Linked DNA regions of Homo sapiens: region 1 is linked to region 2. The links are chromatin contacts, found by Hi-C or POLR2A ChIA-PET in ENCODE. All regions are on one chromosome and are shown on one strand. The core of a region is the stretch at or near the end of the contact, and the rest is flanking DNA. Distances in the headings are between cores, read along the strand shown.

Region 1 (7,387 bases), core at 2,703-5,202, 41 kb after region 2:
TGAACCCATTGGGCAGTTACAGTTTCATCCCATCTCCAGCAAGCAGGCTGCATTCCTTTTAACAAAGAACAGGCTCCTCACAAACAGCTGAACAGCCCCTCGGGACAGTTTCTCATCTCTGGAGGCAGAAGGTGGGCCGGACAGCCACTTCCTCCCTTTGGAATTTGCTAACAGCCCTGTGTTTGGGAGAGACCCTCTCTAGGCAAGCAAGCTAGAGGAGGAGGGGCCTTCCTCTTGTGTTACTGTGATTTTCGGTTGAGGGAGTGAATCACAGGCAGTGAGGCATGGGCTGTTGGCTCAGGATTTCCTGGTGTTTCCTGCCTGGGAGAGCTGCCCCACTCTCAGGGGCAGCAGCCCACCACTCCTTGACGTCAACTCTCCCTCCAATGAATGGGTTTCCTTTTCCGTTTGGGAAGACATGGGATCTGCCGTCAATCCCGTCGACCCTGTCTTTCTAACCCTGGCACCTCCTGTCTGGGAAGGAGCGAGTGCGACTAACGAGAAGGCAGTGGGTGAGGGCAGGAGGGCGAGGGGGACTCAGAGGACAGATGTCTTCTCGCCCGCAGTCATTGAGATGGGCATCCAGAAACCCCATCCACAGCAGTAGTGTCTGACCCAGATTGAGAGCCGGCCACGCAGCTTTGGGACACCCTGAGTGCTCCCAGGCAGGCTCTCTGGGTCACCTTTGTTGTCTGGGAGGGTCTTATCTCCTCTACTTGTTTTCAGTAACTAGCCCAGATGAGACCTCCTGACACGAACAATGCATGTGCTGTCATCCTGTAAATGGAATCATTTAAAAATTGCACAATCTCTGAAAACCATTATTTAACATTTTTGCAACCTCAAAATGTATGTGTCCCCAGCAAAGTCGTGGTTGCCTCACTCTGGTGATAGCTCTGTCTGTTTTAAACTAGCCATGAAGGCCAGAGGCTCTCGATGTGTGGTTTCAGAAGGGACTGGGTCATTCCTTGATGTTATCCTTAGGGTAAATACTTATTAGTGTGACTTACCATGCTATCAATATTGCTGTCTGTTGCTAGCATTTCTTTAAGGTTGGGAATTCCCAGTGAGCCTGTACCATGGCTGTTTGTCTCAGTACCTCGCACAGCAAAGCACCCATGCAGAAAAGCTGCCAGCTCCTTCTAGGATGATAACCAGGCTCCCATAGCCCATGTGGCGCTCACCGCTGAGCATGACGGTGTAGCCATACAGCAAGTGTTTACTCTGCAACAACCGTGGGCCAGGAACAGTGCAAAAGTGGAACCATGCAATGGATGGCCTCATTCTAGTTACTGGAAGTTAGGAAATTTGATGATTCACCATTTCTAACTTGGAAGGGTTGAATCAAATTCCATGTAGTATTAGTAAAGCTATCTAAACGCAAAAGAAAACTTTAAGCCAATCTGAAATACTTGTTGATTGTCAACAATTTGGAAACTCCTTAATGGCACCAAATAACCAACATTAACATTTGGGGGTATTTACTTTCAGTCTTTCTGTGTACATACACGCATTTCCTCTTTCTTCCTCTCCTTTAATGAAATGAGATGGTCTCTACGCTACTCCTTGGTAATTTGGCTTTTACACTTAATGTCATTAAATATTCTTCCAGAACATGTTATTTTTATGATTGTGTGGTCTTCCAACATACCGATGTATCATTATTTAACCAACCCCCCTACCCTGAAGATTTGCTTCCACACTTCCGATATCATGAACAAGGCTGAGATGAACATTCTTGTGGGAATGTGTAGTTGATTTCCCTGCATAATCTGTGGAAGTGGACTTTGGAGTGTTTTTTTCAGTGTGTCCATATCTTTTTTTTTTGAGACTGAGTTTCGCTCTTGTTGCCCAGGCTGGAGTGCAATGGCGCGATCTCGACTCACTGCAACCTCCGCCTCCCGGGTTCAAGCGATTCTCCTGCCTCAGCCTTCCTGAGTAGCTAGGATTACAGGCATGTGCCACCATGCCCGTCTAATTTTGTATTTTTAGTAGAGACAGGGTTTCTCCATGTTGGTGAGGCTGGTCTCGAACTCCCGACCTCAGATGATCCGCCCGCCTCGGCCTCCCAAAGTGCTGGGATTACAGGTGTGAGCCACTGCGCCCGGCCCACGTGTCCATATCATTTTAACCTCACAACACGGCAGACTATGATTATGTCCTACAGCTTTTCCAGTTTCCAGGTCCCAGCCTATGTGGGTCAGCCAGGGAGCTGCATATTACAGATCAGAGATCACCTCTCCTGCCTTTCAGAATGCCACAAAGTTTTCCATTTTAAAATTAGCTGCAAAAAGTGTTCTTGGGCCGGGCGCGGTGGCTCACGCCTGTAATCCCAGCACTTTGGAAGGCCGAGTTGGGTGGATCACTTGAGGTCAGGAGTTTGAGACCAGCCTGGCCAACACGGTGAAACCCTGTCTCTACTAAAAATACAAAAATTAGCCAGGCGTGGTGGCGCACGCCTGTAATCCCAGCTATTCCGGAGGCTGAGACAGGAAAATCTCTTGATCCCAGGAGGCAGAGGTTGCAGTGAGCCAAGATTGCGCCATTGCACTCCAGCCTGGGTGACAAGAGTGAAACCCTGCCTCAAAAAAAAAAAAAAAAAAAAAGTGTTCTTGGTGTATGAGGATGTGCTCCGTCAGCTTTTTGGGCATAGAACTGTGTGTTGCCAGGGGCCAGTGATATCTGTGTACTTGGGCATATCAGGAGGGTGGAAGACTGTTCATCTCACACAGATTTGCTTAGGCTGTTCTGTGCCATGGAGCTGCAGCCTCTGGGGCTAACAGGGTGAAAAATGATTCCTCTCTCAGTCTGGTGGGGATTTTCCGTGGTTCTGTGCACCTTAGTGAGTCAGCGTTAACCAGGTTACAAGACTTTGTACAAGAACAGACTTTGTTCAAGTTTAACACCTTAGGGGTGTTGTACAAGTCTAAAGAACACCCTATCAATTAGAGCCTCAAACAGTAATTCCCTCACTTATCAGTGAGAAGTCCTTTTTTTTTTTTTTTTTTTTTTTTTTTGACGGAGTTTTGCTCTTGTTGCCCAGGCTGGAGTACAGTGGTTCGATCTTGGCTCACTGCAACCTCCACCTCCTGGGTTCAAGCGATTATCCTGCCTCAGCCTCCTGAGTAGTTTGGGATTACAGGCATGGGCCACTGCGCCCAGCTAATTTTTTGCATTTTTAGTAGAGACGGGGTTTCATCAGGTTGGCCAGGCTGGTCTCGAACTCCTGACTTCAGGTGATCCACCCGCCTCTGCCTCCCAGAGTGCAGGGATTACAGGCGTGAGCCACTGCGCCGGCCGAGGAGTCAATCTTGACAGCCAGTGGTCAGGCTCGGTGGCTCATGTCTGTAATGGCAACACTTTGGGAGGCTGAGGCTGGATGATCTCTTGAGCCCAGGAGCTCGAGACCGGCCTGGGCAACGTAGTGAGACCCCCATCTCGACAAAAAAGTAAAGAATTAGCCGGGCATGGTGGCACACGCACTTTGGTGGTCCCAGCACTTTGGGAGTGGTCCCAGCACTTTGAGAGGATCCCCTGAGGCCGGGAGGTCGAGGCTGCAATGCGCCAAGATCGCGCCACTGCACTCCAGCCTGGGACACAGACCGAGACTCTGTCTCAAAACAAACAAACAAAAGCTTTTTTGACAGCTGGTGAGTTGGAGCCAAGCGTGACGGTGCTAGAGCCCCTGCGCCGCATCCTTTCCTCCGCGACCTGTGACGAGTGACTGCAGGAATGCAGGCCACCTGGCGCCCTTACGGATTTAACGGGCCGGCTTCCGACCCCCTCCTGCGGCGCGACCACTGTTCCTCGCCTGTGTCCCCCAGAGGGGAAACTGAGGCTTGGGGGCGGTGCAGCGCCGCCCTCCCCGAGCCAGGGGTTCCGCGCCTGCGCGCCTGAGCCGTGTCCGCGCTCGCCTTTGTCAATAAAGTTCGCGCCCGCCGGGAGCGGAAGCGGAAGCGGCGAGTCTCCATGGCGGTGGCGGCGGCAGCTGCGGCGGGACCCGTGTTCTGGAGGCGACTGCTGGGCCTCCTGCCTGGCCGCCCAGGGCTGGCCGCGCTCCTGGGACGCCTGTCCGACCGCCTCGGCAGGAACCGGGACCGCCAGCGCAGGAGGTGAGAGGGGCGGCCGGGATGAGAGTGCAGCCCTCGCGGCTGCAGCCCGGCCCCCCGGCGCTCAAACTCCCGGCCCCAGCGTCCTGGGCATCCGCAGCGAGTCCCTCCCCGGTTTCCGGGCCCATTTCTGCCTCCCGGGGCTCGGCGCCTGACCTATGTGCTTCTTCACTGGCCTTCTTGAGGGAGGGTGGGCGGCTCGTGCTCCATTATCGGCCGGGTCCAGCCGGCGGGCCTCCTGCGCAGCCCGGCCAGTCCTTGCTCCCCGTCTACACCGTGCTTGTTGGCGAGCCCCGGCCACCGTGCACTTACACGTTAAAAGAGGGACTGTGTGTGCGTTCAGGGAGCTTCGGTCAAGCTCCAGAGGCTGTTTATATCATGGTTTCGGCCCCAGGATGTGAGTGTCGGAGAGTTCAGAGGGGTCTTTTCCTTAGGTAAGCCTGGCTGTGAGTGAATCACCGTTGCTGGGATTTTGTGTATAGAGCGTTTCTCACATCCTGCCAGAAAAAGCTGTGAAGCAATCCTTAGTAACACTCAGGCATGGGAAGAGGAGCCACTCGAAACACTTTTTACACATTTCAAAGGGCCTGTGTTCTGGAAAAGTACTGAAGTTATGTAAATGATGAAGTAGGCTTTGGAGCAATTTGTTCAGGCAGTGGTCTTTTAAAATAAACATTTGCCAAGAACATGCTGACCTGAGGCTTGCTAATATTAAAAAAAAGGGGATAAATAATTCTTGGCCGGGTGTGGTGGCTCACGCCTGTAATTCCAGCACTTTGGGAGGCCGAGGCAGGTGGATCACCTGAGGTCAGGAGTTTAAGACCAGCCTGACCAACATGGTGAAACCGTCTCTACTAAAAATACAAAATTAGCTGGGCATGGTGGTGCATGGCTGTAATCCCAGCTACTTGGGAGGCTGACCCTGAGGCAGGAGAATCGCTTGAACCCAGGAGGTGGAGTTTGCAGTGAGCCAAGATTGCCTCATTGCACTCCAGCCTAGGCAACAAGAGCAAAACTCTGTTTCAAAAAAAAAAAATTCTCTTGTGTGCAAATAGTTTTCTTTTCTTTTCTTTTTTTTTTGAGACGGAGTTTCACTCGTTGCCCAGACTGGAGTGCAATGGCGCAATCTTGGCTCACCTCAATCTCCACCTTCCAGGTTCAAGCGATTCTCCTGCCTCAGCCTCCCGAGTAGCTGGGATTACAGACATAAGCCACCACACCCGGCTAATTTTGTATTTTTAGTAGAGACAGGGTTTTTCCATGTTGGTCAGGCTGGTCTCTAACTCCCAGCCTCAGTTGATCCACCTGCCTCGGCCTCCCAAAGTGCTGGGATTACAGGCGTGAGCCACCGTGCCCGGCTGCAAATAGGTTTCTTAATTGAGTCTTACACTTGATCTTTAAAAAAAAAAATCTTAGAACTGCTTCCTTTAGTTGAGGTTGCATTGTGTTAGATTTTCTATCTGTACGTGTACTCCTCGGGTGAGATTTGACCTCCTGGGGTCAGACATCTAGTACAGAGATCTGGGGTCCAGTCATGTGTACTGATTCTAGGTACAGAAAAGAGCTTGCTTCATGGTGATCTATGGTGGAAGATTTTCATCGAAAACTCAAGTTTGATTTAGGGGAATTTTTAGGTGATAGAATCAGGGCAGGATGGCGCTCTTGGAAACCTGCTAGGTTTCACGTTGGTGAACCCAGCAGGACTGGGGCTGTAAAAGAAATGGCCTCTGCATTTTTTGCATTTTCATTTTTTCAGTGTTTAACAAAAGACCTGCTCATCTCTGGGTGACGAAGTCAGATGACTTCTACGTCCTGGCATCAAACCACTGAGATTTGGTTTACAGTTTCAAAAAAATGTTCTACCCTTGAAGACAAGATTTAGGTGACTTTGTCATTTCCCTCTATATGTTTAAACTATATGAAAAACACTTCATTATAAATCATTGTTCAACATTGGAATTGATTACTAAAGGATGTTGGGGCAGTTGACACAAATATTTTAAAAAAGAAATCTCTCATGAGTGTGCTTTTTTTCTTTTTCTTTTTCTTTTTTTTTTTGAGACAGAGTCTTGTTCTGTCACTCAGGCTGGAGTGCAGTGGTCTGATCTCGGCTCAGTGCAACCTCTACCTCGTGGGTTCAAGTGATTCTCCTGCCTCAGCCTCCAGAGTAGCTGGGTCTACAGACACATGCCACCACGTCCGGCTAATTTTTGTATCTTTAGTAGAGACAGGGTTTCACCATGTTGGCCAGGCTGGCCTCGATCTCCTGACCTTGTAACCTGCCCACCTCGGCCTCCCACAGTGCTGGGATTACAGGTGTGAGCCACTGCGCCCAGCCACTTTTTTGTTTTTTGGTGGTGGGAGGGGCAGTGTGGCAGTGGAGATAGTCTAAATTGACTTTCTAATCTCTTTTTTTTGTAAATTGTGTGAGTGGATGCAGTTTGTGTGCCTTCATCCTTCATTAAGCTGAGAGAGATGATTGTTTCTCTGGGACAACAGTTCAACCAGCAACTCAGTTTCTTGGGCATTAAGACAGAAGTTTTTGCTTTGTAATCCTCGGAAATAATGCCTATGGTAGGACTGAGGATAAATGCTTTGACCGGTATTGAGTGGTAGTGTAGGTTTCTGAGCCTTTCTTTGCCTTATTCGGTTTGCAGTTCTTTTCTGATTCGTTGTGGCCTTGGTGTTCGAGTTATTCATGTTTGTTGTGGCTGCTTACCCTTTATTAGCTGCTGACTTTGCTTTCTTCTCCATTATTCAGTTGCACCTCCCAATTTCTCATTCCCCGAATGATGTGGTTTCTTGTAACTCGCTGATCATTGATTCATTGATAATAGTTCTGTGCAGTCATGAGCTTGAATTATTTTAGGTTTTAGCTTGTCGATCTGAGTCAGCTGTTGGAGGGCCAGTGAACCCTCGTGAGGGGACGTTCCTTTTACTGCCGCGGTTTCCTTTCAGGCATAGAGACAGCCAGAGAGACAGAGAACTCTACTTAAAATTACTTCTGTTAATGATTTAGAAGCACTGTCATTTCCTCTTAAGCTAGCATCTGACTCATTATCATTAGGAACTGCTGGATCCGTTAATTTATTCATCATGTGTGTATTGAGCACTGCTGTGCTGTGCTAGGTACTCAGGAAGCAAAGATAAAGACACAGCCCCACCTCCAAGACGCTCAGACCCATAAACAATTACAAGAAGTAGGTAGAAGGTCATGGCAGTACCTTGGAGAGGTCATGGAAGGCTTCCTGGTGCAGTGGCTCAGAGCTGTTTTGAAG
Region 2 (6,684 bases), core at 2,912-5,411:
CACTTCAAACATTTTGGTATGTATTTCTGGAAGTTTCTTTTTTTTTTTTTTTTTTTTTTGAGATGGAGTTTCGCTCTTTCGCCCAGGCTGGAGTGAAGTGGCGCAATCTCGGCTCACTGCAACCTCTGCCCCCCGGGTTCAAGCGATTCTCCTGCCTCAGCCTCCCGAGTACCTGGGACTACAGGTGTGTGCCATACACCTGGCTAATTTTTGTATTTTTAGTAGAGATGAGGTTTCATAATGTTGGCCAGGTTGGTCTCAAACTCCTGACCTCAGGTGATCCACCTGCCTCGGCCACCCAGAGTGCTAGGAGTGAGCCACTGCAGACTGCCATTTCTGGAAATTTCTAAAAGCATCTCGAACTACATATACCAAAAACTCATAAAAATGCAATCAGTCTCTAAATACTCTTTTGTTATCTGCTTTTCTCATTTACTCATATTTCATGACTATCTTCACATGTGATTGAATATATATATGTACAGCTACATAAACTGTTTCTATTAGCTGGGTGGTATTGCATTATGTGGACATATCCTATTCAACAGATCCCATATTACTGGATTCCATTTTTTTGTCTTTATAAGCATTGTTATATATGCCTGTTATGAACATGTCTGGCTCCTTCCCTGAAATACGTTCAGATGCTATAGTCAGCCTTTTTCTAACTATTCAAGACCTATTTCTCCCTTGAATCCCTGTAGCTTTTTTTTTTTATCTGTGCTTTTTTGGTAAGCATATTTTCCACTACAATAATTATGTCCTGTCGCTGGCCAGGTGCAGTAGCACGCCTGTAATCCCATCACTTTGGGAGGCTGAGGCGGGCAGATCACGAGGTCAGGAGATCAAGACCATCCTGGCTAACAGGGCGAAACCCCATCTCTACTAAAAAAAAATACAAAAAAATTAGCCGGGCATGGTGGCAGGCGCCACCAGTAGCTCCCAGCTACTCGGGAGGCTGAGGCAAGAGAATGGCGTCAACCTGGGAGGAGGAGCTTGCAGTGAGCCGAGATCATGCTACTGCACTCCAGCCTGGGTGACAGAGCGAGACTCCGTCTCAAAAAAAATAAATAAATGAAATAAATAAAATAAAATTAATTATGTCCTGTCATCTCCCTGCTTGTAGCTACTAAGATCCCTTAGGAAAGATCCCATCCTGATTTAAGATTGCATCCCTAATACCTATAACACAATAACTTGCACTTACGGACATGCCATAGATATTTGTTGACTAAGGGCAAGAATATATGAATTTGTTTAGTGATTCACTGCAGTGTTTTGTGGGTGAGTAACATAGTCGTGAGTTTCTAGTTTCCCCAGTCTAGTTTCTGGCCCACAGTGGCCTTGTTTGTCATCTTTCTGTCCCTCTCCTCATCTCAGGCCAAGGGTGAAAGCCAGCAAGAGTCCGGGGCTGGCATCTACCCAGACAGCGTCTCACTCTGCTGCCCAGCCCACTTTCAAGTCAATGTGGAGCTTCCCAGCTCGCCCTCCCCATCCTGGATTTCAGATCCCTCCTACCCTCACCCTACTTTCTCTCGGAGTTTGACAGGGGAGCAGGTAGAACCTGGGGCAGATCTGCATTCCCCTGGGAGATGCTTCAAGCAGTGGCAGGGTCTTAGCCTCTGAGCTGCTCCCTGGTAGGAAGGAAGCAACTGCCCCTGGTCTGTGTTGGGAGATGGACAGAGCTTTAGGATGGACAGGCGTTGGGGATGCACCAGTACACATAGGCGCTCAATAACGGTGGTCTTTATTCTCTTTCCTCTTCTGTCATCTGACACGATTCGGTCTTCTCAGCTAAGGACTGGGTCTGTCCTTCGCTCGTCCTTGTAGCCGTGACTACAACCTTCCAAGCCATTTTTGTTTTCTTAGAGGTTTTATTGGGAGCTGAGGGTTAATAGCACCCCAGCCCCTCCCATCAGGCTCAAGGGGCTCTTTTGCCTTCACTTGTGGTTGAGAGTCCTCCCTCCCTCCTGCCCTCTTCTCTGTCCTTTTGAAATATGAGCTCAGCTCCCTAGAAGGTATCAGTGCTTTATTTTGTACCCCTACCAACTTTCTTTCTCTTTTTTTTTTTTTCGAGACGGAGTTTCACTGTTGTCGCCCAGGCTAGAATGCAATGGCGTGATCTCGGCTCACTGCAGCCTCCACCTCCTGGGTTCAAGCAATTCTCCTGCCTCAGCCTCCCGAGTAGCTGGGATTACAGGCGTGCACCACCATACCCAGCTAATTTTTTCTATTTTTAGTAGAGACGGGGTTTCTCCAGGTTGCTCAGGCTGGTGTCGAACTCCTGACCTCAGGTGATCCACCCGCCTGGGCCTCCCAAAGTGCTGGGATTACAGGCATGAGCCACCATGCCTGGCCTCTTTCTCATAGAAATCTTTTGTGATTGAATTGTCTGAATTGTGGATTTTTTTTGGTCTACCTTACCATTTTCCTTTTTAGAACCTACAGCTTTCTTTTTTTGGCCAGCATTTCTTTTTGGAGAAATTTCCCCTAAAGTATAGGGTACCTATGTGATAATTTCCAGTATCTCTTCCTGAGCTATTATAAACTCACAGGGAATCATCCTGTATGAAGAGTGACCCCACAATGAAATTCCTTTCCTGGGGTTCAAACAATAGACTTAAAAAAAAATTTAAGACACAGGGTCTTAGGTCGGGCATGGTGGCTCACGCCTGTAATCCCAGCTACTAGGGAGGCTGAGGCAGGAGAACCACTTGATGGAGGTTGCAGTGAGTAGAGATGAAGCCACTGCACTCCAGCCTGGGTGACAAAGCCAGACCCCATCTGGCCAGACCGCCATCGGGAGATGGAGGTTGTAGTGAGCCGAGATCCTGCCACTGCACTCCAGCCTGGGCTACAGAGCCAGATCCCATCCCGCCCCACCCCCCCAAAAAAAGAGAGAGAAAGACAGAGAGACAGGGTCTGGCTCTGTCACCCAGGCTACAGTGGATTGACTTGATCGTAGCTCACTCACTGCAGCCTTGAAGTCCTGGGCTCAAGTGATCCTCCTGCCTCGGCCTCCTGAGTACCTGGAACTACAGGCACCAGCCGGTGTGCCCTGCTCAAGCAGTAGACTTTCCCTTGGAATAAAGACCATTATAATCCCCTCCACCAACTCTCGCAAAGCCATAGTTTGCCAGAGCCATTACTGAACTTTTTGACAAGGCAATCAGCTCAAATGCACCCAAACAGGTTCGGGATTCCTGAACTCAGCCCAGGCTTCATTGATGATACCTAACACGCCTGACTCTATAAGCGGCTGACTTTTAAAATAATAACTTTTTTTTTTTTCTTTTTGAGATGGAGTCTCACTCTGTTGCTCAGGCTGGAGCGTAATGGCATGATCTCAGGCTCACTGCAACCTCCTCCTCTTGGGTTCAAGTGATTCTCCTGCTTCAGCCTCCCAAATAGCTGGGATTACAGGCGCCCACCACTATGCACAGCTAATCTTTTGTATAAAATAATGACTTTTAAAATAATCCAATACAATAAGATCTATTAAGCACCTAGTACATAACTATGAACCAGGGATTGGGGAGAGAAAGGAGGAAGGAGATTTGATCTCACCCTCGAAGGGTTTAGAATCTCTCCACTAAGATTTTTAGGAGTTAGAGTTGGAAACTTCACAATCTAAAGTGAAGAAAGACGAACAGGGTAAAACTCAAGACAGTTTTTGTAAAAAGAAATGTAAAACTGTTTGCCTTCCTGTTTCTTCGTCAGGGATAAGTAATTTCCAGTCATCCCATCCATTAAACAAATATGTATTAAGAAAGAAAAACAGTCCAGGAGCCTACTGCGGGCACAACCGGGGTGCACAGAACCCATCTCGGGAGGCTGGCTCTGCCCCTTGAGAAAGTTCAAGATGAAGGGGATGCCAAGGCCAGAGGCAAATGTCCAGCCCTCACTAGCGGGGATCACCTCGAGTTCCACGCGAGGGGCTCAGGGTTGGGTAATCGAGAGTGGAAAGCTCTGGAAAAACCCTAATACCCCTGTTGCAACATTCTAGGAAAATGGTCTGTCTATTGAATAAGAGTGAGTCACCATGGGAAAGTTGGGGCGGTCAACACTACCCCGCACTGCTCATCCCCATTCTTTGGCTCCTAGTGATGCTCCGGTCACCCTCTGGGGGCCATGGGGAGGAGGCAGTGACGCCGTGATCCGGAATTTCAACGAGACATATGCAAATGGCCCAATGGGCTGTGAAGGAAGTTCAGAGACAGGAGGATGAGGCAGCTCAGTGTTTCTAACCCACAAAGCAGAAGTGAGAATGGGTGAGAATTCCCAGTCACCTTCCCCTTCTCCTTTCCCTTCTCACTCTACCCCAACCCTACTCCCTGTGTGGGCCCTCTGCCCCTTCCCTGTTCAGAAATGAGATCACTGGGTGGGTGCAGTGGCTCATGCCTGTAATCCCAGCACTTCAGAAGGCCGAAGCCGGAGGATCACTTAAGGCCAGGAGTTCAAGACCAGCCTGGGCAACATAGTGAGACCCCCGTCTCTGCAAAAAAATTAAAATCAGCCAGGCGTGGTAGTGCACACCTGTGGTTCTAGCTACTTGAGAGGCTGAGGTTGGGGGATCACTTGAACTCAGGAGGTTGAGACTGCAGTGAGCTATGATCACACCATTGCACTCCAGCCTGGGTGACAAAGTGAGACCCTGTCTCTTTTTTGCTTGAGATGGAGTCTTGCTCTGTCGCCCAGGCTGGAGTGCAGTGGCTCAATCTTGGCTCACTGCAACTTCCGCCTCCCGGGTTCAAGCAATTCTCCTGCCTCAGATCTCCCCAGTGGCTGGGACTACAGATGCAAGCCACCACGCCTGGCTAATTTTTGTAATTTTAGTAGAGATGGGGTTTCACCATGTTGGCCAGGCTGGTCTTGAACAGGTGATCCACCTGCCTCAGCCTCCCAAATTCCTGGGATTACAAGCATGAGCCACCATGTCCAGCTGACCCTGTCTCTTAAAAAAGAAATTGAGATCTCTGACTTTTACCCAATTACCCAAGTCTGTCAAAGTACCCATCTGTAAAAGAAACCAGCCTTGTAAGGTTCCTTTCAACTCCAGAATTGAGGAGTGGGTTTGGGGGCAGTCAGAGGGGGGTGCTGGTGAGCAGGTGACAGGAGAAGGAAGAATCTCCAGTTGAGCCCCCACTATGTGTCAGGCCAGGAACCCAGGGACCTCACCAGAGCCCTCTGTAGAGGTCAGCATCCTCGTTTTACAGATGACACAATGACAGCCTAGTCGGAGGATGATGACACCAGGATCTGACCCAGTCTTCCCAGGCTCCCCCCCCCAACTGGAAGCCCCCCAAGATTGAGCAGACATATTCTTTCAGGAAACACCACCACTCTGGTTTATTTCAGCTGCAGGTCTGATCTCCATAACAGAAGCACACCTGAAAAATACTGCCTTAGCCGCTGAATTTTGATAGAGCAATTCTATATTCCTGGTAACTTCCTCTGTAATTAATCGTCAATTGATTACTCCGTCACTTACATGTGAGTGTGAAGGCGCTGGCTTCTTTGTCAGGAAGTGAACTCTCTATTGACGAATGAGTCAAAGCACTGGGCGGCTGTTACTTATTCATGAAGGAGGGCATTGGCGCGTTTAGGTTTCCCCTCACCTGTCCAGCACGCCCTGAAAGATTGTAGTACAGAGTCCTGGGGAGAAAGTGGTTTCCTGCCTCTCCCTGGGCTCATATTTGAATGGTACTTTCTTTCTCTCTCTCTCAGCAGACTAGGCTCCTCTCAGCAGATTTCCATCCCAAGTTTGGGTAGCTCTTGCCAAACCTTTTAACCCGTATTCTACAGCAATAATCCAAGTTATAAATAAAACTATTCAATTCAGCTATCTAGTTAATTAAAGAATTAGTAGCCACTTGTGGATAATATTTATTTTTCTGGGCAGTGAACTGAGTTAGTTGGACTGGGCATGGGGATGAGTTCAATATTTTATTAATTTTCCTTGAGGATAGCTATATATTTAGTACACATGTAATACAATGTATTAGTGTGATAACTTTTTTTTTTTTTTTTTTTGAGATGGAGTCTCACTCTGTCACCCAGGCTGGAGTGCAGTGGCACGATCTCAGCTTACTGCAACCTCTGCCTCCTGGGTTCAAGCAATTCTCATGCCTCAGCCTCCTGAGTAGCTGGGACTACAGGTGGACCCCACCATGCCTGGCTAATTTTTGTATTTTTAGTAGAGATGGGGTTTCACCATGTTGGCCAGACTGGTCTCAAACTCATGGCTTCATGTGATCCTCCCACCTCTGCCTCCCAAAGTGCTGAAATTACAGGCAACAGCCACCTCGCTCAGTCAACTTTCTTTAAAAAGGAAGGATGACTGGGCACAGTGGCTCATGCCTGTAATCACAGCACTTTAGGAGGCTAAGGCGGGAGGATGGCTTGAGCCCAGGAGTTCGAGACCAGTGTAAGCAACATAGGGAGACCCCCCCCCCACCCCCACCGTCTCTACAAAAAAATAGAAAAATTAGCCAGGTGTGGTGGCACATGCCTGTAGTCCCAGCTATTCAGGAGGTTGCGGCAGGAGGATCCATTGAGCCTAGGGGGCAGGGGCTGCAATGAGCTATGATCATGCCACTGCACTCCAGCCTGGGTGACAGAAGGAGACCCTGCCTCAAAAACAAAAGGAAGCTAAGGGGTGTAAACTGCCTGGGGAAGACTCTC

What was found. Hi-C counts contacts between places; a loop is a spot of excess contacts on that map. ChIA-PET counts read pairs that join two places held with the same protein, here RNA polymerase II (POLR2A). Pooled maps may share reads with other maps.
Region 1: a map of B cell shows a loop between it and region 2 (8-fold over the local background). The contact joins the promoter of PGS1 here to the enhancer-like site in region 2. A Hi-C loop is called at or near these places in 16 of 168 maps with a recorded cell type or tissue (B cell, CD14-positive monocyte, CD4-positive, alpha-beta memory T cell and 12 more), 19 of 37 single-sample maps with no recorded cell type and 21 of 50 pooled maps. POLR2A ChIA-PET finds 5 or more read pairs at or near these places in 30 of 52 experiments (A549, AG04449, AG04450 and 23 more).

The regions. Positions count from the first base shown.
Region 1 is chr17:78,374,697-78,382,083 of GRCh38, forward strand. It overlaps PGS1 (phosphatidylglycerophosphate synthase 1), which reads left to right and starts at 3,953. Exons shown (of 10, transcript NM_024419.5): 1 at 3,953-4,112. The coding sequence starts at 3,970. RefSeq lists an enhancer at 3,842-4,803 and a silencer at 3,999-4,238.
Region 2 is chr17:78,333,475-78,340,158 of GRCh38, forward strand. The region is part of intron 1 of LOC105371912 (a long non-coding RNA gene); the gene reads left to right. Among named protein-coding and RNA genes, the nearest start is that of SOCS3, 23 kb to the right of the region's middle. RefSeq lists a silencer at 5,509-5,618. Within about 2 kb of position 4,162, at least 8 of the 41 ENCODE cell types and tissues checked have a DNase peak (open chromatin) inside an H3K27ac peak, as active enhancers do; they include B cell, CD14-positive monocyte, PC-3 and 1 more, where a contact is called at or near this core.